3 separate regions of the Mus musculus genome follow, and all the other regions are linked to region 1. The links are chromatin loops, found by intact Hi-C in ENCODE. Cell type or tissue: heart. All regions are shown on one strand. Region 1 holds the start of Gm46375 (a long non-coding RNA gene). Region 2 has its middle 6.3 kb from the start of Dicer1. Region 3 overlaps Dicer1 (dicer 1, ribonuclease type III).

Evidence for each region. Hi-C counts contacts between places; a loop is a spot of excess contacts. Peaks named below come from ENCODE experiments on the same cell type or tissue, not always from the same donor. Only the 100,000 strongest peaks of a DNase experiment are listed, where the experiment ranks them.
Region 2: a loop joins it to region 1, with 3 times the contacts of the local background. A loop is called at or near these places in 16 of 42 quality-filtered maps.
Region 3: it touches region 1 in a loop (3-fold over the local background); 18 of 42 quality-filtered maps call a loop at or near these places.

Annotation. Positions count from the first base shown.
Region 1 is chr12:105,021,698-105,029,697 of GRCm38, forward strand. It overlaps Gm46375 (a long non-coding RNA gene), which reads right to left and starts at 5,059. Exons shown (of 2, transcript XR_003950255.1): 1 at 711-5,059. In heart, CTCF peaks have their summits at 3,777 (motif pointing left) and 6,207 (motif pointing right); DNase peaks (open chromatin) are centred at 197, 3,763 and 6,214; H3K27ac peaks cover 215 bases.
Region 2 is chr12:104,754,250-104,762,249 of GRCm38, forward strand. No RefSeq gene overlaps it. Among named protein-coding and RNA genes, the nearest start is that of Dicer1, 6.3 kb to the left of the region's middle. In heart, no CTCF peak of the experiment used is centred here; no DNase peak of the experiment used is centred here.
Region 3 is chr12:104,738,792-104,746,791 of GRCm38, forward strand. The region is part of intron 1 of Dicer1 (dicer 1, ribonuclease type III); the gene reads right to left. Among named protein-coding and RNA genes, the nearest start is that of Dicer1, 9.2 kb to the right of the region's middle. In heart, CTCF peaks have their summits at 3,733 (motif pointing right) and 5,586; a DNase peak (open chromatin) is centred at 3,650.

The DNA.
Region 1 (8,000 bases):
GCAGGAAGGCCACTTCTTCAATCTTGTGCAGATTCTTGCTTGCTATTGACATGCGTGGGGAAAATGGTGGGGCCCTCTGCTTACTTCACAGGCTCTCTAGATGCTTTAGAACAAACACAGGCTCACACACAGGGGCCACTCACAGCTGGGAGACAAGGTGGCAAATTCCTCCCAACTCTTTCCCGAACTGAAAGGGCAAGCGGCCACCAGTGGTCAGGAATCAGTCTCCGGTCACACTTCCCTCACGGCCCAAAGCAGGAAGCCTGGGCCCTCACCTGGCCTTGCTGTGGCTTGGACATTTCCCATCTCTGTCTTCTTTCCTTCCTCCTTTTCAATCTTCATGGCTGTCCTTCCACAAGCACACAGACCCAGGGTTTTACCCTTGTCTGGCTTTTCTCTCGAGGCCCACGCCTACCTCTGTTATTATTCAAAGTAATTTTATGGTACAGGCAGTCGTGGAAACACTCTCCTCTTTCAGCTGTAGCCTGATGATTTAGGTGTCCCTCAGGTGCCTTGAGAATCTCGATGTACAGAAGTCTTGTGACAGCCCATCTTCCTTCCATTTCCCCCGAGTTAGCAAGCAGCCAGCAGGGCTCACCATAACCTCCAACCAGACAATCACAGATGGCGCCTTTCCTTTCTGCAGGGTTTCTGATCTCCTCCCATGGCCCCTCCCCCACCCCAGACTGGAATAGTGCTGCCTCACTTACAGTCAGTCGGGCTCGCTGGCTGCTCTGTGGGTTCAGCTGCCTCCAGTCCATGCTCAGAGTTCCAACCAAGTGCTCTCCTGACTGGGGAGCGAGGCTTTCTAGGATCTTCTCTCCTAAGGAAAGATTCCCTATCAGACTCCGAGCCAGGTCTGCCTCAGCCTCCCAAGTGCTGGGATTAAAGGCGTGCGCCACCACCGCCTGCCAGGTTTTTCTTCCCTCTTCCATGGAGACTCTCTTGAGTGGCAGCCTCAGTGTCATCCCCTGAGCTTTCTCTGGCCCCTTGAAGTGTTTCTGTCAGGTCCCCTCACCCTAGTTCCTGCCAGTTCTTAGTGACATTCTTGCATGTGTCATTGCACGACTGTGAGGTGTTCAGGACTGGACAGGGTAGTTTTCCTCCTAATGTCCTATCTAGCATGGCGGCAGGAGCTGTGAGTCTGGGACTTGAAGTGAGGGCCTTTTGCATGCAAAGCAGACGCCTCACCCCAGAACCCCAGGCACACAGGTGCTTTGTCTCTTTCTGTGGCATCTATGGTCAGCACCGGAACCTTTGCTGAGGAGCAGTTTGGTTTGCCACAGTTTCAGTTACCAGTGAGCAGCCAAGAGTTCAAGGCAAACTCCTCCTCAGCAGCTTGCAGCTGCTCGGCATCCAACTCGGCGTGCGGGGAAAGTGAATCATGCTTTGCTCAGTGTATCCACACCATATGCACTGCCTGCCTAGAGTATCCACACTATATGCGCTGCCCACCTAGAGTATCCACACGGTATGCACTGCCTGCCTAGAGTATCCACACGGTATGCGCTGCCCGCCTAGAGTGTCCACACGGTATGCGCTGCCCGCCTAGCGTATCCACACGGTATGTGTTGCCCGCCTAGCGTATCCACACGGTATGCGCTGCCCGCCTAGCGTATCCACACGGTATGCACTACCTGCCTAGAGTATCCACACGGTATGCGCTGCCCGCCTAGAGTATCCACACGGTATGCGCTGCCTGCCTAGAGTGTCCACACGGTATGCACTACCCGCCTAGAGTATCCACACGGTATGCACTACCCGCCTAGAGTATCCACACGGTATGCGCTGCCCGCCTAGAGTATCCACACGGTATGCGCTGCCCGCCTAGCGTATCCACACGGTATGCACTACCTGCCTAGAGTATCCACACGGTATGCGCTGCCCGCCTAGAGTATCCACACAGTATGCGCTGCCCGCCTAGAGTGTCCACACGGTATGCACTACCTGCCTAGAGTATCCACACGGTATGCACTACCTGCCTAGAGTATCCACACGGTATGCGCTGCCCGCCTAGAGTATCCACACGGTATGCGCTGCCCGCCTAGCGTATCCACACGGTATGCACTACCTGCCTAGAGTATCCACACGGTATGCGCTACCTGCCTAGAGTATCCACACGGTATGCGCTGCCCGCCTAGAGTATCCACACGGTATGCGCTGCCCGCCTAGAGTGTCCACACGGTATGCGCTGTCCGCCTAGCGTATCCACACGGTATGTGTTGCCCGCCTAGCGTATCCACACGGTATGCGCTGCCCGCCTAGAGTATCCACTGCCAGTCTAGAGTATTCACACGGTATGCGCTACCTGCCTGTGAGCCGGTTAGTGGCTATGCTGGTCTTCAGGTCTCCCGCTGGGTATGGCAACCCCTGTGTTTATGTCACCCTGTCTTACTTGTGTCCTCAGAGTCCCGGGGATGTTGGCAACTTGAATATGCCAAAGAGAAGCTGTAGAGTTCTTCCTGGAGAAGGCAGAAATGTGTGGAGGGACCACAGTGGTAGAACTATAGCTACAGTGTTGCTATCACGGTCTTGTTGCTATTATTGTTGCTACTGTTCTTCCTTCAGTTCATTTATAAGTTGACTTTAATCACAGGTAACACATGGATGTAAAAACATAGTATGTATACAGGATTCAGTTCTATTTGTGGTCTCAGGCATCCTCTGGGAGAGGGGTACTATATTTTGAGTTTCATACTTTGAGACTTGTAGAGGCACTGTCCTGAATTATTTACGGTGTTTCCTGTCCCTTATGTTAGAATTATGTACTGAGCAGACCCTACAGGCCAGGAACAGTGTGAAGGCACCAGGCTACACAACCATTTCTGCCTGGGAACCCACAGGGGAATGGGCGAAGCATAGGAAATACATAGGAGGAGAACACACATTTCTGAGAAGAGAGGGCCAAGCAGCCATCGAGGGTCATGCTCATGTTCTTTAGTGCCTGCGACTGTGTGGGATTGGTGCTGGACTGCTCAGGCTGATGGTGGTCTCTATATCTCTTAGTGGGTGGGTCTCCATCACGTCTACTATTGTCTCAACAAACCTGCTGTGGTTCAGTTAGGAAAAGGACTCCATGCGGGCAGCACTCAGTCCCTCACACCTGATGACCGGTATCCCAAGGTACTGACCACGGACTGCAGGAGGGCTGTCTACAAAACTGTTCCTCCGGCATTGTGAGGGAACCAAGCATCCATCCTCTTGAAATGTGTTTGCTCATTCATATTTTTTTTTTGAAGCAGGTCTCTAGTCAGCCCAGGCAGACCAGTACCCCAGGATCCTCCTCGTTTATACCCAATGCTTCCAGAATGTTCTTTTCTGCTTCGTTTTGGTTGAGGGGAGTGGAGGTGAGGATGGCAGGGGTCTCACCTACTTCAGGCTGGCTGGAACTCAGTATATAACCAAGGATGACCTTGAATTCTCATCTTTCTGCCTCCACCGCCTGAGTGCTGGGATTACAGGCATTCACCATCACACCCCATGTCCTGCAGTGTTGGGAACTGAATTCAGAAATTCCTGCTTGCTAAGTAAACATTCTACCAACCGAGCCTCGTGTACCCCTTTTAGTATCTCAGACTATCTGTCAACTTTTAAGTCTCCCAATGACCCCGTTATATATGCCATTTTGTGACTCTAATAGAAAGCACGTGAGTTAACTACTCCATAGGATAGGTTCTGGCACTAGGGGAAAGCACAAATCTGGGCCACTTACCGATTCCCAGACTACATTATCAGCAGGGCTCCAGCTTCTGTAGATGACAAGCTAGTGCCCCCTGCTGGCCTTACAGGATAAGACAGGAGACTCACTAAAATGCTCAGTTCTTCCTCCCCCCACTCCCACCTCTTGAAATGAAGACTCTTAATTTTTTTTTTTTTCCACAAGAAACAATTTCTTCAAGAGAATTCTTCTTATTAAAGCCGGGGGTAGTCCTGCACACCTTTAATGGTAGAACTCAGGAGGCTGCTGCAGGAGGATCACAATGAGTTACAGGTCAGTTCCAAGGCGCTTGAGGGCGTGTGTGTGTGGGACACACACACACACACACACACACACACACAGAGGAGACTGACAGGATCTTATCTGCTTCCCTAGATAGCCTAGCACTCGTATGAATTATCTCAGGGCAGCAGCTGTGCTGTGTGAAGGCAGATGTGCGGATGGATGGGAGGGTCAGAGTAGAACTAACTCACACAACCATGGCTTCACAAAAAAGTCACAGGAAGGCTGGGCTCAGTCCACCTAGGCACCTAGAGAAGAAGGCACCCACTCACCCACAAGTGCTAACTTCACCCTGAGACAATAAAGGTTCCCAACTTGCCAGTGAGGCCTTTGCAAAAAAAAAAAAAAAAGCTTACTTTGCATTTTTGAAAAGCAGAATAGTTTTTTTGTGTGTTTAAATTAAAATCCTTTGGAATTTTGTATCTACCAGCTACACTTTCAAAAATACAGCATTCAGAGTTAACAAGTGTTATCCTTCTGGGTAAACAGTCAGAAAAAGAGCCAGTTTTAAAGACCCTTTTCCTAATCGTCTTCTGAAAGGGAGAATGGGAAGTTCCACCTCCCCATCTCTAGCCCAGGCCGCCCTGGCGGAACCCTGCGGTAACTGCTTTCTTGGCGACGGGAGTCCTGTGTGCAGTGGACTCTCGTGATAGTGATGGTTTGAAAGCATGAAATTATCCAGCCTCAATGGTTTGGGAAATGCTGAGTGAAATTCTGACTCAGCAGGAGTCAGAGGCCGTCACTCCTCAGAAGAGAACACGTGTTCTTGTGGCTGAGACTATCAGAGGGGCCCTTGGCCCCGTGATACTGACTGGCTCCTTGTTTTTGTGGTCTAGGCATCTCCTCACAAGTCTTTGGGAGGTAATGAGTGACAGAAACTATCTGCTGTTAAAAGCCAAATCCAACCCCAGACAGCAAAACAGCACTGCATATTAAACAGGCGGTAGGGGAGAAGGATTTGTGGGGTCAGCTTGCTCCTTCCCCTGTGTGCGACCTGGTGGTGGAACTCAGGTCACCAAGCTTGGTTGCAGGCCCTTTAGCCACTGAGCCATTGTGCTCACTTAATTCTTGTACCATTTAATTCATATATAATAGTATATACATATACATGTATATATGAATTATATATATAGATACATACATATATGTATATATTTGTTATATATATATATGTATATATGAATTAATTCATATAGAGAGAGTTTAATGTGTTTTAATAGCAAACTTATAGGAAAAGCAGAGGACAGACAATATTAAAAACTTGTACACAGGGCAACTCAGAAGGTATAGTGAATGGATGAACTCTACTGGATGATAAAAATGTCACAAACACCATTTAGTTTCTGTCAATATAAATTTACTTATGTTTTAAAAATCCGAATGCTGGCATTGTTCAGAAAAATCTAACAGGTTTATTTAAAATTGTTATAAAGTTGAACTGTTGAAAACGTGTTCACTGAAACATTTTGCTTGCATTAATGCTTTACATCTTGAATTTATATTAAAAGCTCACACATGAATGTGGAGAAGCTACCAATACCTGATTCTGTCCCCTATGTTTCCACCCCCCAATCATATACTTGGGTACCTTTGATCCCATGGAAAAATTATCTAACATTCAGAACTACTGATAACAGGAAGAAGAGGAAAAAAATTTTTTATTTTGAGAATGAAATTTTTCCTCTCATAGAGTACTTTTTTTAACCTATTCTTTTTTAAAAAAATGATTTATTTATTTATGTATATGAATACACTGTTGCTGTCTTCGGACACACCAGAAGAGGGCATCAGATGTCATTACAGATGGTTGTGAGCCACCATGTGGTTTCTGGGAACTCAGGACTCATGGACGAGCAGTCAGTGCCCCTCACCACTGAGCCATCTCTCCAGCCCCATAGTGGACTCTTAAGCATGTTCTCTGCGTGTGTAGCTGGATATCTTTTGGAGATTTACATGTTTGGCATGGATAGCACACAGATTGGTATCTTCCCAAAGGCCAACCCGATAGGCCTCACTTGCCTCCTGCTCAGCACCAGTATCTGCACTCTGGAAGCGCAGATCTGTTTTGAAATCCTGAGCAATTTCTTGCACCAGACGCTGAAAGGGGAGCTTGCGAGTCAGCAGTTCAGTTCTGTTGACTTCTGATAGCGGCTGATTTCAGAGTGCCACAGTACTGGGCCTGTGACGACGAGGTTTCTTCACCGTCCAGTAGAGGGCGCACGCGTGTGAGCGGCTTTTGAAGCCAGTTGTTTCCTGGGTGTTTTACCACTACCCCACCCCCTTCTCCTTGGTCTGGAGCTCCCCAAGCGAGAAGCAGTACAGTGCTGGCGTGAAAGCAATGGTGGCTCCCCGACAGCTGCAAACACACCATTTAATTAATTTAACTTTACAGGAAACCTTTCCTTTTACACTCGGTGTATAGTAAGTTTCTCAATAAAACAAAGTCGGACAGTTGTACAACTTTAAGACATATAAGGTTGGGTGTGGTGGTTCCTGCCTATAAGTAACTCTGGCATTTTGGACGCAGGAACAGTGCTGCTGAGAGGACAGACACACACCACCACACCTTGCACCCTAGGCTTCATGTAAGGTTCAAACGGATTTGTGTACACAAAAGCTGTCTGGAGAACAAAACTCACAATACGTACACAGGACAAACTCACACTGAGGCAACTGCTTGGGAGGAGGGAAACACAGCAGACAGCCTTACAACTCCACACCACTCTGACAAAAGCTTGAAATATACACAACCTCCAGTGGCCATTCTCAAAACACAAGGAGAGAAAATACAAGTGTGGGAAAATTCAATGATGAAAACTCAATACTCGGTATCCTTAGGACTAGAACCCAGGACCACACCCCCACACTCCAAATCCCAGGACAGCACTCTAGCTCTTCACAACATATACCTTCTCCGTGGTCTATCCTAGATTGACCTAATCCAATTGCAACATACCATCTATCTCCATGTACCCAGTCACTCCTGGATCAGACAAAGCAAGGAGAGCCTGTGCCAGCCAGAATCTCTGATGTAGGGACTAGGTTATCCACAACTAAGATCAGTTAAGTACTTACAAAAGGCTTCAAGGCATGGTAGGACACACCTGTAATCCCAGCCTTCAAGGAAGCTACGGCACGATCTCATTTTAGGCCTGACTAAGGCTCTAATGGCAAGGCTATCTCAAGAAACGTAACAAAAATGAAACCATAACCAAGTCGAAAATAAAATATAAATTAGCTGTGTTGGAGAGAAAGGTAGTCAAAATTCAAAGGCATTGCCACCTCTTGGAAAGACTGGCTCTGCCTGGTTTCCACATGCCTGTAGGTGTTGTCTGGGCATTCGGTTAATGGCGGGGGCTGAGCTGATGCTCTGTTGTTAAGTGTCACACGGGGGTGGGTCAGGCTTCAGCTCAGGTTGTGGGTTTCTGGGTCCCAAGAGCCATCTTTACTGGAGGCTCCACCCCTGTAACCCAGAGAGCCACTTTTCTCTTAGGGCAGCACCTTCAAAGCTCTGGGCAGCAGGGCCAGGCACGTGTCACCTGGTGTAATTTTTGCTTATGGTGTACCAGTGTTTTGCCTGTGTGCGTGTCTGTGTCCACAGACGTTGCCTGGAACCAGCGTAACAGAAAGTTGTGAGCTACAAGGTGGGTGCTGGGAATTGAACTCAGGATCTCTAGAAGAGCAGCCAGTGCTCTTAACCACTGAGCCATCCTCCCCTCTTCTAAAAGCTGGTTACTGTAAAGGGTATCAGGTGGTAGCACTAGTTGTGTCAGAAGGAAAGGGGGTGGGAGCTGGAGACCACTCAGCTCCACAGTCCCCACCCTGGCTGGTGTGGGGCTGAGACACAAAAGACTCAGTCATTGTTCCCACTGGCCTCACGGGGTTTGGAATGGAAGCAGGACCTCATCTGAACGCAGGGAAAGAGAGACACTGTGACATGCCCGAGTCACATATTGCCAAGGTGAACTTTTGCAGTTTAATTATGATGTTGTTTTACCCA
Region 2 (8,000 bases), 270 kb before region 1:
ACAGTTGCGGCATCTTGCTTTTAATACAATACACACACATAGAGAACAGATGTCTACAGCATGTGGAGGAGCCCCCAGGCTTGCCAAGAGTCACCAGCTCTCTGTTGCACATGTGCAGGCTGAGACTATTTCGTATTCAGCGTTGGTACACTAAGAATTGATCCAGTGTATAGGGTGAGGCATGACCCCCAGTGATTCCCCACCCCCATCCCCGACACTTACACAATTGTCCATGTTCCAGCCCTTGTGGACTCTCTGGGTTCGGAACGTCTCCATCCCAGTGGTCTATCTGTTCATGCTCCACTTGCTGGTTTGTTCTTGATCTGGGGATCTAAACTCGTAGAAGAACTAGAGTCCTCATTTTGTTTGGAATCTCAGAGCTGATGTTTCAAGCCACATTAAGCAGTGGCACAATGCACCGTGCAGTGCATTTTCTGTGAGCTAACTTTGATTTTTCCATCAGATATTCAGGACTCCACACTGATCCAAAAATAATAACTGAGGAGGAGAGAGAGCTCTTCCTTACCGCAGAATAAGTTTACAAGGAGTTGTGTCAGAGCAATGATCTATTTGGCAATTATGTTTACTAAATCTGATGGATAAACATTGAACGAGGAATGAGAGATCTTAACTCAGGTTCAAAGCATCTCTCTACGAATTCTTTGAAAAATGATAACTTTACAAGAGAGTGATCCAGCAGATGCTATCTCACCCAGATGAAGTCAGCTGTCATGGGAGGAGATAACAGACACATCCCACTAGAGTCACAGCCTCAGTCTTGTCAAGTTTTCTAAGTTTCAAGTTGGAAGTGTAGCTATGGTAGGGGTTCATAAGGAAATGTTCCTTCAGGCTGGAGAGATGGCTCAGCAGTTAAGAGCACTGACCTCTTCCAGAGGTCCTAAGTTCAAATCCATTCTTGGTCAATGGCATAGCTTCAGGATGTCTTGATGGCAGCAGTTCCACTATAGGGTAGAGGCCCTCACCAGCAAGGAGGAACAGAGGCTGGCCCACTGCTGCCGACTCCAGGGGAAGATCACCACCACTTATCTGTCCTTCCAGGAAATACCATCACAGACCTGCCCAATGGTTAGATAATTTAAGGACCAAGTGACAGGATTAACCATCACAATACCTAATAGGCCAAAAAAAAAAAAAAAAAAAAAAAAAGCCTACGTACAAAAACCAACTGAACGTATCATAGACAAAATATAAAACCATTTCTAACTAAGATGGTAAGGCAAAATAGTTAGACTTGGATTAGATACCTCACAATTTAAAACTTCCATTATCTGTAAAAAGACACTGTTAAGAAAATCAAAAGAAAAGCCACACATTTGAAAAGGGTGTTCTCCAAATGCCTATCTAAAAATGGCTAGTCTCTGTAAATTATATTTTTATGATTTTAAAAGCTTAGCAATAAACAACCCAGGTACAGAATGTGAGCAGATGAACAGTAAATGAATGTAGGCAGCGAATAAACACAAAGTTGCTCAAACGGCTGGAGAGGTGCCTCAGTGGGTAAAGCATTGACTGCTCGTGTAGAGGACCTGGGTTCGATTCCCAGCATCCATGTGGTGGCTGCAAGCCATACATAACTACAGGTCCAGGGATTTGACAACTTTTTTTTTTCTTTTGCCTCTGAGGAAACCAGGCACACACAGACCATGCACACAGGCAAAACACTCAAACGCTTAAAAATATTAATAACTGTATTGAAGCTGCTGAGTTGGCAGGAGGCTTTCGAAACCACAAAGCCCATCAGGAGAAACTACAAATGCGGGCTTCCCAGTCTAAGTGGAGTCGAAGGGCTTGATGAAAAAGGGTATTTCTGTTGTCATAGCAACAAAACCCCACTTTAGGAGGCATTTACTGGATCGATATACTCTTGCTACCTTCCGAAGGGAAAGTGTGGATTTTGTTTTTGTTTTAAGGCAAGCGGGGTGATTATTAACTAGATATGATGGCTAAGTCACTTCTCCAAGTCCATTCCTCCACGCCTGTTTCATGGAAGCATTTTCAGTTTGCTCTCAATGGGGGCAGAAGGCAGGACAGGCCTGTGCCCACCTTGCTGGGCCTCCTCGTTTTCTTTAGGAAATTGTAGTGGGAAAGGCTGTATGAGACTAAGCCAATGGGGGCCTTCTCCTGGCCACAGCCCTAGACGGTAGGTTTACTCAGTCCTTGAAGAATGCTTTCTGCCAGAGAGAGACGCTGGTGCCAAACACGTAGAGATTTTTGTCTAGCTGTTACACTGGAAAAAAAAGAACATATCACTTCAGTAGGATGGCGTCTTCCACCAGCATCAGGGTACCAGACAGGACTGAGCCAAATCAGACTTCTCCCAATACCTCATACAGGGCAGGAGCCCTGAATACGTTGTCCTGTGTGGCACTGGGAATGGGGCTTCCATGGCACTGAAGGACCAATATGTCAAGTGCTTTGTGACTCTGTTATATAATCTGGTTTGAATGAAGACGGTTCCATGGGCTCTTATCCATTTGGGGGATTTTTTTCCTCCAGATGGACCCAGATCCAGCCCAGGCTCCCAGCTACACTCTCCTCAGAGGGTGACAGTTATCTCCTCACATGGATATCTGGAATCTTCCCACAGTCCCCAGGGACAGAGTAGACAGTTTAAGCACACCAACTATGTACAACACAGCACCAATAGTGTAAACACTATTTCCCCACACATGCACACACAGGTGCACGCACACACACACACACACCTCAAACTCTAGGGCTTTCTCTGGTCGTTGCAGATAGGCCACTCTTTAGCCGAGCAAGACAGGTTGACCCGTCACACGGATTCTGAAACTGCTGGCCTGTGGCTTCCTAGCTGTCTTCTTGCAGCCTCTTTTGCTATGCCATGTAGGGAATTTACTGTCAGTCTAGGAAACCCAAGGCCACTAGGGACATTTCCCAGTTCTGTTATGGCAGAGGCGGCTCAGTAAAGTCCAGGGAGGGTGGGGGTGGGGTTGAACTCCAGGGGAAAAGGAGCTTTAATGTGGACAGACAGGGTGGTGACATTTTACTGACGCTTGAGTCCCTTTCACACGGCTCATCTTCCTTCACACAGTGGGGCTGTGGCAAGGCTGGCAGGAACTGAGCTTGGAGAAGCTGAAGTCATTCGGAGGCCTCTGAAATTCAGAGCAGATCGCTGAGCTGGGGACACTGGAAGTCCTGTGGTCTCCTTCTCTCCAAGAAAAGAACTTCAGATCTGTACCTGGTAGCCAGCTTTCTCCTCGGGGGTGTAGGCGATGCCTTCCCAGGATCAGCCTCAAACCCCTTGGGTCTCATTGCTTTGAGACCACCTGAAGGGACTCCGGGAGCACGAGAACACGCCAGTAAAATCCTGGAGCCTCAGTTTCCCTACAGCTCTGCTCCTTCATCTCCACCCCTTGGTTTTTTCTAAGCTTTGTCTCTTTCGGGAGGACACAGTGCCCGCCATTTGTCAGGGTTATGCGCTGCACAGACTGGCACCTGGAAGAATACTCAGCACACACATCAGGCACACCCTCATGTCTCAGTCCCCTCCCCAGACCCCTAGTGTGCTCCATCCTAGGGAAGGTAGACTTTCCTTCCTTCTGACCTCTGTCTCCAAAACCCAACCAGAAGGCCTGTGGGCTGAGGGAGCCAGCTGCCATGGTTGGCCCAACCTCTGACCATTAGAACCTAGGCAAGAGCCACTCAAGATGCTTGCTGCTGTCACAAACTGTACTTCTTATTATGGTTGAAGTATCCATTCCCCCAAGAGTTCACATCCCGAAGGCATGGTCCCCAGACAAATAGTGGTCACACAGGTGGCTTATGGAACACAATGGGATCCTGCAGGCTCTGACTTACTTCACCAATAGATTAATCTACTGGTCGATTCATAATTGGTGATATTACTAGGAGGGGCCGAAATGTCAGGAGGCGGGGCCCCACTGGAGGAAGTAGGTCACTGGGGCTGTGCCTTTGAGGAATGTCTGTGCCCTGCCCCTCCCCCCAGTCTCTCTGCCTCTTACCCGCCATGAACTGAACTGCTGTACCCTATCACGAGATCTCTCTCATGATGTTCAGGCTTCAGCAACGGAACCATCCAGCTAGAGGCAGAACAGAGGCTGGCTCTTCCGAGACTGGGAGTCAAAATAGATTCCCCCACCTTGTGGCAGTTTGAATAACAGCCCAGTAGGCTCATGTGTTTGAATGCTTGGTCTTTAGTTGGTGGAAATGTTTGGCAAGGATCATGAGGTTTGGCTCTGTTGGAGGAGGTGTGTAACTGAGAGCGGTAGGCTTTGAACTTTCAAGAGTCCACACTGAGCTTTCCTTGCCCGGTGCCTGTGGATCAAGTCGGGATGTAAGTTCTCAGCTACTGCTTCAGCGCCTTGGCTACCTGAGGTCATGCTCCCAGCCGTGCCAGTCAGAAACTCACCTTCTGAACTGTAGGCACCAAATATACTTTTTTCTTCTGAGAGTTGCCTTGATCATGGTGTAAAGCAGAAACTTCTAGTTTCTTTGGAAAGTTAGTTATGTCAAATGATGTTTTGCTGGGGCACACAGGAAAAAGGATGTCTTGCTAAAGCAGACATGGGAAAAGAATGTTTTCCTGAAGCAGGCACAGGTGAAAGGATGTTTTGATATGCAGACACATGGAAGGACCTGTGATGAAAGGGTATTAATACAACTCCTCAGGCAGTGGAAGACGAGCACTGAGCACGGTTTGGCTTGCTCTGCCTTGCTATCCTTCCCTAACGACATGCATGTATTGATTTGCCTTACATAGTTGAACTCACTAGTGGTAATGCTGCCATTGAGAGTAACTCAAAAAACTGCTCGTGAGGTTTCTGGATTAGCTTACTGCTTCAGCGGCCAAGCCTCAAGCTGATGGCCGAGCCTCGAGGTTTCTTCAGGACTGACTGACCTACCGCTGCTGGTTCATGCCTAGTGTCTGCCTGCTGAGAGGACTGGACTGTAGCTGCCAGTTCCCATGTGCTGTCTGCCAGCCTAGAGGACTGCTGGGAAGCTGCTGAGTCGCATCTGGTGTTTGCTATGGAACTGAACTGCTGCCAAAGAAGATCAAGCTTGCTCCCAAAGAACTATTGCTGAACAGGTCTACTTCCCCATATCCTAATAACTTTTCTCTTCCACTACTTCTGCTGGGTAGTGGGCTAAAGGAGAGGTTGAACTTTTATTAAAAGTAGGTTGCAAAATATTTCTGCCTACCATGGTGTCTTCACAGCAATAGGAAAGTGAGTAAGGCACACCTTCAAGTCGGTCTCACGGGTATTTGTAAAACAGGGAGAGGCTCATACCTCAATCTTCCAAACAACCCACTCAGCCCCGTGACCAGCCAGAGGACCGTTGCTTTCCTGCTGGTAGCTGTGGTCAGTGGCAAGATATGCTGTGTGGTCCTTCTTAGACGCTTGCAGTGGTGGCTCACGTGGGGACAGTGATGAGATGTCTAAATACACCGCCTCCATTTTGGACCACAGGGATAGGAACCACAGTAGAGAGACAACACAGCCACAAGAGATCCAAGGCCAGCAGGAAGGAAGGGTCAGCTTCGAGATGACTCAAGCCTGAAGGCCTCTCCAGACCGAGGTGAAAAAGAGACTTTCCATATTGTTTCTCTTTTCAAAGGCTAATCTATTTTATTTTATGTAAATGAGTACACTGTAGCTGTACAGATAGTTGTGAGCCTTTATTAGGGCCTCTGCTTGCTATGGTCAACCCCACTCCCTCCAGTTGGCCCTGCTCACTCAGGCCCAAAGATTTATTTATTATTATAATCAAGTACACAGCAGCTGTCTTCAGACACACCAGAAGAGGGTGTCAGATCTCATTACGGGTGGTTGTGAGCCACCACGTGTTTGCTGGGATTTGAACTCAGGACCTTCGGTAGAGCAGTCAGTGCTCTTACTCGCTGAGCCATCTCGCCAGCCCCCATTTCTCTTTTTCTATATGTATGTGTAGTGCATATGCACATGTTTGTGCTTGCAATGTAGAGGCCAGAAGTTGACCCCAGGTGTCTTCCACTATCTCCCTCCACCTTATATTTTGAGGTAAGTCTCTCAGCTGAACCCAGAGCCCACTGATAGTCTACATTGGCTGGGTCATTGAGCTCCAGGGATATAGCTCTCTCTGTCCATGCCTGCAACCCACGGTGCTAGGATTACAAATGTGTGGGTCTTCCTGCAAACCTACGTGGGTCTTCCTGCTTACTCAGCATCCGAGCCATCACCCTAGCTCTTTTTTTCTAAGAAAAAGTCTCATGAAGTCCAGGCTGGCCTTAAACTCACAATATAGCCAAAGATGACCTGGAACTTCTGATCCTCCTGTCTGTACGTCTCAAGTGCTGGAATGACAAGGCATGACCACTGCACTTGTTTAAGCAGAGCTAGGGAATTGAACCAGGGACTTGTGTGTAAGCACTATCAACAGAGCTCTAGCTCCAGCCCTTTCCTGAATTTTCCATCAGTTGAGCAATTGATATTTGAGTTGCCTGTCACATGCGGCTGAAATCAAACCTGAAGATAACCACAGATACTAGAGAGACAAATGTCACCCTATCTTCCCATTTGCAGTTTCCTGAGCCATGACCTTCCTGCCCACAGCAAGACTGTCAAGCAGGATTGCGCAGAGCTGGATCCTGGCTCTGGCTTCCCTGCATGCAGGATTGTCTAACGTATTTCCTACCCATCCTTCTCCTTAACACAGCCCCATAGGTTGTGATTTCTAACTTTCTCCAGCTAAACAGGGAGCAGGCTCTGTGCAGCATGAAGGAGGCTGGTGAAGGGTCATGACACCAGAATTAGATTTAACACATGGTATTGGGGAAAATATTTTAAAAGTACTGGAATGTTCCTGCACTTGTGCCGGCAACTCTCTGTCCTGGCAATGGCTGACCTGTGTTTATCTCATGGAGACTCTCTGGCCTGAAGCTCCCAAAATGTCTCCAACGAGCTTGCTAAATTCCCACTGGCCGGTCGCTACCATGCCAGCACCAGCTTCAAATCCTTCACAGCCTTTGTGGTGCACATCTGGCAAACCCATGCTTTGCCGCAGTACCTTTCTCTCTTGAACCCAGTTGAACGGCCATGTGAAGGAAAACGCTACAAAGACTTGGTTCAGAAACAATGGTAACTCAATCTCTGGGCAAAATAACTAAAACCTAATCTTGTAAGTCTTATTAACATCTGATTCCTCTGGTGGCTAATCCTGCCGGATCTGCCATGATACCTGGAAGCTCTAGCTACATCTTGTCCTTGGGCTTTTCCCGTCCAAAAAGACTCTAACGCTCTCCCCCGCCTCTTCTTCCTCCATCCAACCCGGAAGTCCCGCCTACTCGCCCAGTGATTGGCTCCTTTATTCATAGGGGATTGGTTCACAAGAACAGTGCCATCCACAACAACATGGGGCTGATGAGAAGCTTGGCAGTTAAAGTGCTTGTTGCTGAGTTTGATCCCCAGCACCCACGTGTTGGGAAGAGAGAATTGCCTCCATAAATTGACCTCTGACTTCCTCTGTCTGTGTCTGCTTCTCTCTTTCAGTCACTCTATACATGTATGTGAATGTGTGTGTGTGTGCATCACCCCCTACAACAATAAATGTATAAAACAAAACAAAACAAAACAAAACAAAAAACCCTTAAAAATACAAAGAGAACAAGATAGTGGAAGGAGAAGTAGGCCACCTTGAGTGTGCATCTTGAGTGTGCAGAGACTAGCAGATGTGCAGCACATATTCTTCACACTGTCCATCTGCTTCCCCACCCCACCCCCCACCCCCACCCCCGCTTGCCTCTGGCCGCCCTTTGCCTGAAGATGGAGTCTTATCACACAGGCTTGGACTCAGGCTCTGTGTTCTGGAAAACCAGGCTAATCTTATTCTTGTTCTTGCTCTTGTTTTTGAGACAGATCTTTAACTTACTAAGTAGACCATGTTCTCCTTGAACTCACAGAGATCTGCCTGCCTCTGCCTTCTGAGCACTGAAAATAAAGGCATACACTATCATCCTG
Region 3 (8,000 bases), 280 kb before region 1:
CTGACTCTAAGTTCTTTCAGAGTTTCCAAGTCTGTATTTATGCATACCCTAGGCAACCTAAAAGCAATCAGAGAGAGTATTTTAGAAGACACAACTCATTTTTTTAACAACAACAACAAAAAAACAATGTTAAGAAATTGACTTCACAAATTAGCTACTTAATAATCTTTTTATATTTAACATCAGAATAAAATCCTTCATAAAATTATTTACTAAAAGACATGACTGAAAGAACTAGCTGTTAAAATTAGCATTTCACTCTAATACAACTGTGAAAACGAAGCAAGTTCAGTCAGACAGGAGGGAAAGCACTTGGCAGAGCACGACAGATTCCCCCCCCACCCCACCTGCCTGTAAGCCTGCTGAACACCACACTCTTCAGCACCCCGTGCTTCTTGCCTCCCAGCCTCTGTCTGTCTGTCTGTCTCCTAAGGCTACCTCATCCTTCACCAGATTTTATTTTTCCAAGACAGGGCTTCTCTGTGTAACCCTGGCTGTTCTGTAACTCACTATGTGCACTGGGCTGGTGTCTGCCTCTGAGTGTTGGAATTAAAGGCGTGCACTACTGTAATCCGGCTATTCACTAGATTTTCATCACATTTTATATGCCACCCAGTAAGATGCAGAGACCATGCACGCCAGCATGAGCTGTAGGAACACGTACCATGAACAAAGCTGTGTGAAGAAAACGTCTGAGAGCTTGTGAGAAAACTCCATGTAAACAAGACAAGTCTTACAATCTCTGTTACTCCATAACAAAGGTTGTTCTTAGAACGTGTTTTCATGACCTCCTAGGTGTAGCAAATAGGAGTGAGCTCACTTTAGAGTGTTTAAAACAACTGGCTATTGTTATTTGTTTACATGCCTCTATGGGGGAAAAAACCCATGTCTTTGCCATGTGTGGCTTGTCCTGTGACTGAGCACCTTACTCATATGACTGACCCTTCTTAACCCTTAGAGTATGAACTGTCTGATGCTCTGAATAAAGCTGGTTATTGCATGAGACATGGTCTACCTCATGTATCAGCTTCACCCTCCCAGGTACTGCCTCTAGAGCAGTAAACAGCACTAGTCTGTTTCATGCCTGCCTGTTTCTAGCAATGCTCTAGCCAAAATTCAAGTCAACCAGTATAGGATTATCTAGTTATCTAGTTACACTACTAGGCAATCTGTATACAGGTAGAAAGTCCATCAGACAAGTATAGAATAGTGACTTATGTTGGTAATAAACATTAGTAAGTCTTTATCTAATTTTAATTGATACGATATTACAAATCTACAAAATTCTGTCTTGTAGGTCCCTTTAAGATTGTCAGGGTGGGATGTAGATATGTAAAACCATACCCCCACTTCTCAGGGTGGGCCTGCAGGGAGGAATGTCTGTGAACAGAAGCTTCTTGGTTAAGCCCTGCGGGACTCTAGTAAGCTCATTAGCATGGACAACTCTTTTGGGCCTGCTTTACTGTGGTCATGTCTCTTTTCCTATTGTCATGGTCTGAGATATTAGGATGTTGCTTCATGTACACGAAGAAGGGCTTGGGACTTTGACCCTTCGTGATTGATGGCTACAAATCTCTCTGGGAGTTTGAGGTGACTTGACAAGCTGCAAATGATACTAGGTTTTAATACAAACAAGAAGCTCCCATTAGAGGGCTGGTGAGATGGCTCAGCGGGTAAGAGCACCCGACTGCTCTTCTGAAGGTCCAGAGTTCAAATCCCAGCAACCACATGGTGGCTCACAACCACCCGTAATGAGATCTGACTCCCTCTTCTGGAGTGTCAGAAGACAGCTACAGTGTACTTACATATACGAAAGAAAGAAAGAAAGAAAGAAAGAAAGAAAGAAAGAAAGAAAGAAAGAAAGAAAGAAAGAAAGAAAGAAGCAAGCTCCCATTAGCACCCAATTAGCGAAGGCTGTATCCTTTGGGGTGCAAAGAGACAGCCCTTGCAGTCCAAAGCTTGCAGCAACTACGACTTCCTGGTATGACCTTTCAAAGCACATTAAAAGAATCCCAGAGTCTCTGTCACTACTAACTTTACAGAAGTCCTTCCTACTAATCCTACTCCTGAGCTCCTAAGGTGCAACTTCCATAAAGCCCCAGTAAGCAAGAGAGAGGGGAGACTCAGTATGAACAGTACAGCATTAACAGGCAGTCAAACTTGTTAGCACTGAAAAGTTCCCTATGACAGAAGTGCTATGGGAGATCGGAACACAGACAGCAAGCAAATCTAGACAACCTAACACCAGCCAGGGCGTCCAAGTGACCACTTGAGATGATCACTTGGCACAGGGTGCAAACAATTACAGGTTTTGTAAACTGATCTGTTGAAATCAGAAGAAACCCCTTTTCCTTTGTTTTTTTCAGAATTCCCTTCTCCTTCTGCAGCGTGTGGAAAGTCGAGCCTCCAGTGCACTAACTACAGAAGGTTTCCTTCAGAGTCCAAGCACTATCTCTGAACTATTACAAGGAAGGAAACAACTAGCTTCCAGGAGGAGATAGGCCTAATACGTCATCTGATTCCTATTTATGAACCTGTCCTGTAATCACCAAGCCAGAACACTAGAAAGTTTACTTTGAGGACAGAAATGGAATGGACTACAAACCACTATGAAAAATAAAGAAAAAGAAAACGCTTTCAACATAAAGCTGACAACTGCTGAGAAAAGTCTAACGCCTGTGGTCAGCAACGGGCACCTGGGATCCCTGTTGACTGCAGGACCCAGAACAGATAATCATTTATGTGGTATACCAGACATAAGGTGTATGGCAAGAGGCCAGAGTCTCATTAATGGTAGCACGGCTCACAGCTCAGTGTATACATTCTTTTCTTCCTTTCTATTGGTCACAGAGGTCCTGTTTTGTAGTACCGGCTTTCAGCTCCAACACAAGTTTCCCCACAAAGGAATCTGTAGTTTCCCAACTGCCCTGTTATAAACGGTTTGCTCCATGGTCACCACTGTCCCTGACCTGCTCACATTCAGAGCTATCTTAGCGTATCTGCTCACATCAATTCTTAGAACCTCCTTGCTTCTACTTTCTGGGTTTGGATTCATAGACACTATTTAAGTGTGTAAGGATCATATCCCTGCTGTCTTCAGAATGGTCCTCGATGCATATCAGCCTAGTTTAATGTTATTCAAAAATGAAACTGTTTCCTTTTTCTTCTACCTCTATGCCGAGAATGTCTGTGTTGGAAGACTTAAATTATATTTCTCCAACATGGCTTTAAAATGTCTTAAACACAGCCCAATCCACAAGCAATACTGATGCCAATTAGCAAATTCCATTTCTTGGAACTTATGTACTCAAGAAACTCTAAAACATGTTCCTCAACTCCACAGAGAGAAGAAGTTTAAAAATAAAGATGGAACAAAGTAGGCCAACACTTGCTACATTAAAAAGGAACCCACACATCCAATGGTCGGCATTGGTTAAAACTCCTCCCAAATCCCTTCCTCTCTAAAGACAATGTCTCAGCTGGCCTTGAGGAGCCTCTTCAGAGCAGGCAGTATGAATGTGATTGACTCGGAAAGCAATCTTTCCTTTCTTTATATCTTTATCGTGCAAGGGACACATCAGGGAGGCCAAGGCGCACACATATCAAGCATCCACTACCCTCTAAAGCCGTTCCCTGGCCCTCAAAAACAGGAACCTGTATTAGGAGGAAGTGAGATCTTCTTTAAGATGTATTTATTTTACCATATGAGTACACTGTCACTGTCCTCAGACACGCCAGAAGAGGGCATCGGATCCCATTACAGATGATTGTGAGCCACCACATGGTTTCTAGGAATTGAACTCAGGACCTCTGGAAGAGCAGTCAGTGCTCTTAACCACTAAGGCATCTCTCCAGAATGAAAAATGAAATCTTAAACTTAGTAAAGCAAACATAGAAACTATACTTCTTAAATGTTAAAGAATTCTTAAAGAAAAATCTAAAATACAATTTAAGATTCAACACACAAAAAACAAACGTGTGTAATATAAAGCACACAAGAGTTTACATAGTATTTTTAGCCAAATTAACCTAAAACACACACACAACACACAAATTCATAAAGGAGAACAAAACACACACACCACCTTTAAACATGCCACTGTTGCCCAGTGACTATTTTGAGGTCAAGGCATTAAAGATCAACAGATTCAGGACAAGGTCTCCACCTTCTCCTTTCTACCAAAACCTAAAGTAGAAATCCCTTCAGCCTGCTCCAGAGGAAGAGAGTCCGCCCTACACCAGCAGGCAGAAACATGACTGGTCCGAATGAACACGCTTTACTAAGCAGCTCCTTCTCTATACCTCTAGCGACCTACTGCAGTCTCCCAGCCCTAAAAGCCCAAGTCTCCTTTCCTGCTATTTCTCACTCCGGCTCACTTTGCTATCACTGTAATAAACATTCACGTACATGAAATGAAAATAAAGGAGGAAAATCTTAAGTAATAATAAAAACCTCAGCGGGGCTGCAGAGATGGCTCCTGGGGAAGAACACTTGCTGAGTCTGCATGAGGACCTGAGCGCTGGTCCTCAGCAACCATGTAAAGGCTGGGTTTGGCTGAGCCTGTAGCCTCCAGGCTAAAAGGGGCAGAGACAGACACCTCACTAGTCCTCACTGGTCAGCCAGCAGGTCAAGAAAAGGTGTGTCCCAAGCTCCTGGTTCATAAAGGGACAAGGCAGAGAGCGACCAAGCAGGAGACTGGACATCATTTTTTGGCTTCTGCACTTGCACACCCATGCACATACACACACACATACACACACAGAAATAATATCCACCAATTGGTAAGTTTTTGAAAATTTACCATAAAAAAATAGGGCATACCCCAAATAACCACAGTATTTAAGATAATTATACATAAAGGACCTATCAACTATTTTTAGTGACTACGTTATAGTAAGACTAACCTCAAGCTAAAAACCGAAAGATTAAAGAGGAAAGAATGGAATGAAGAGTGCCGGGATCCAAACACCACTCCTTTGATTGCTAAAAAGAACAAGAGAGATGTTGACATTTCTGCATCTTTCACTTGCTGTAGCTGTCATTAAAAACCCTGGAGCCATTCCTAGTCTAAGTGTTACCATAGAAACCCCAGAGCAGCTGCTACACCACTGCTATCCCTAATAGCCCACCCCACAGCTACATGTCTACGCACAAGAGTGGATGAGGAAACAGTTCAGCAAACTAGGGTTTGGGTTCAAGAGGCAACTTAGTACAGCCATTGAGAAGGGTAGTAGATTATAACAGACAAAAATGTGTATGTCGTGACATCAAACAAAAAAAGCAATCTTTATTTAGATTATTATTAATATCTGCTTGGGTGTTAGTTAAAACCTAAAGAAAGAAAAGGGATTGAGAGGGGGACTATCTTTTCTTTTACACTTGTCTACATCTCAAACTCTTCTACAGTTTGAGCATGTATTAGTTCAGATATGGAGAATGACTTTCAAGTCAGGAATGATGGGTAACAATGTAATGGTTAAAGATCTGCAGGATCTATTTCCAAAAGACTTTATACAATTTGAATTATTTAAACAGAATAAATCTTCATCCTTGGCACTCCAAGGCCGGAAGACCTGCCAGAGCTCTAGAGGTGTCGATCTGTACTGCAGATAGTGTGACATCATCCAACTGCAGCCACTCCAGGCTCTCATGGAACTGCTAACCACTCAAATTCTATGTCAATAAAAGGTGATCTGTGTCCATCCCTGAAGTCAGTGGGACACTGACATGTATCTCATGAATTATCCCTGCCCAAAGTACAAGGCCTGAATCCAGCCATCAACAAACAAAACTTGATATTCACTTTGCAAGACAAGTGGCTTGTATTCTTCAAGAGTGAGTATTAGAAAAAAGCTGACAATCTTCCAGAAAGAGAGGAGGGAGAATCGGGACAGCTAAGTGAGATCCTGAAAGAAATCTACACAACACCTTATTTTTCTAGTGAAATAAGAAGTGGTGTTTTAGAAGACATTATTAGCATAAGCTAAGTAAATGTATACCCTAGAAACCACAGGTCCGAGTCTGAATTCTTCATGTGATACAGTCAATGCGGGTAAGCATCTTATGCGTGCATAAGACGGCACCAAGGCCACCACATGTGTCTACATAAGTGTACAGATTTCTCTTTATGTTTATATAATTTATACTTTCTTATGTTTATACATTTATAATATAGTATTTAAAAAATAGTATGTCTACAATACACCAGTTGAAATTTTTATTATAAACACCCCAAAGAACCAGTTTAGTAAAGCTTCCAGGCACCCAGCTAGAGAAGAAGCTAGAAGCTAAAGTCTATCTTAATAAAAAATTTTCCTGCAGATGCAAAGTGTTGGGAAATGGCTCCCACAGACTCTAGGGAGTGGCACTCTTAGGAGGTGTGTTGTTGGAGGAAGCGTGTCACCATGGAGGGCAGCTTTGAAGTCTCATATATCTCAAGCTACACCCAGTGTGATACGTAGTCCCCTGATGCCTGTGGATCAAGATGTAGAACTCTCAGCTCCTTCTCCAGTACCATGTCTAACTGCATAGTGGCATGTTTCCTGCCATGATGATAATGGACTGAACCTCTGAACTGTAAGCCAGCCTCAATTAAATGTTGCCCTTTATAAGCATTGCCTTGGTCAAGGTGTCTGTTCACAGCAACAGAAACCCTAAGATATTTGATATGTTCGCTTTTGTTTTATCTTATTATATTTTATTATTATCCCTTAGAAACCTACTTGTTTTCTAATGAGAGACAGAAAAGGAGTGGATCTAGATGGGAGGAGGGGTGGGGAGGAGCTGGGAATAGAGGGAGGGAAAACCGTAATCAGAATAAATTATGTGAGACCAAAATAAAACCAAGCAAACGAAACAGCTATTTGTAATAAAAGTGGAAAAGAGAAAATGTGCACAAACGGATGCATCACTGGTCACTCCCTGTGTCCCTCCAGCCCGCCACGCCCCACTCCTCCTCACAGTGAGGGCCTCTTTTTCTTTCAATAGTATTGTTACTTATATATGCAAATAAATACATAATTACCAAAAAAGGACAACTCATCTATGAAAATGTGCACAAGCCCTCTTTTTTGAACCATCTTCCATTATAAAACTGGATATGGGCAGTGGTGGCACACGCCTTTAATCCCGTACTTGGGAGGCAGAGGCAGGCGGATTTCTGAGTTCGAGGCCAGCCTGGTCTACAGAGTGAGTTCCAGGACAGCCAGGGCTGCACAGAGAAACCCTGTCTTGAAAAAACAAAAAACAAAAAGCAAAAAACAAAAAACAAAAAAACAACTGGATATGTATTTCACTATTAGTAACATGGAAAGTCATGACATAATCTATTTACAAGAACACAGCAAAATATTCTCTAAAGCACATATCTGAAGAAAAACAGTATCATCTAAATTTTATCTAAAATAAGCAATAGGCCAGAACCAGGCAGCAAACTGTTTTCCTCCCAACTTCAAGAGGCCAAAAGCTTACAGAGGAGGACACAGAAACACAGAGGCCAGCAGCTGCCCAGTGTATCTCAGTGATGAGCTAGAAGAGTTGGTCCTCCACCCAACATTAGCTCCCAAAGTGTTATGAAAAAGTAATAGTTGAGCTTTAAGTGGATGAAGCATACAGTATCTCTAAGATGCCACAGGCAGTGAAGGCTAGGAGCAAGATGTGGGAAAGGATGGCAGTCACAGGTCTGTCTATCCATGGTCACCTTACCCTGTTTTAAGCCTTGCTGTTACCAAGCAGAAGACAGAAATTCCGACTTCAAAGCATCTCCAAGTGTCAGATAAGTCTACTGTCTTCCTTTTTAATAGGTAGGTGCACACTCCTTTAATTCCCATAACTTAGAAGTCAAAAGCAGGGAGATCTCTGCAAGTTCAAGGCCAGCCTGGTCTACATCATCATGGCTGCATAGTGAGACGCTGTCTCAAAATAAATGAAGGACAGATAGCTACAGAGTTAGCTCTTAAGCAAACAACCTTCTTCTATCATCTCAAAGGTCAACCTCCAC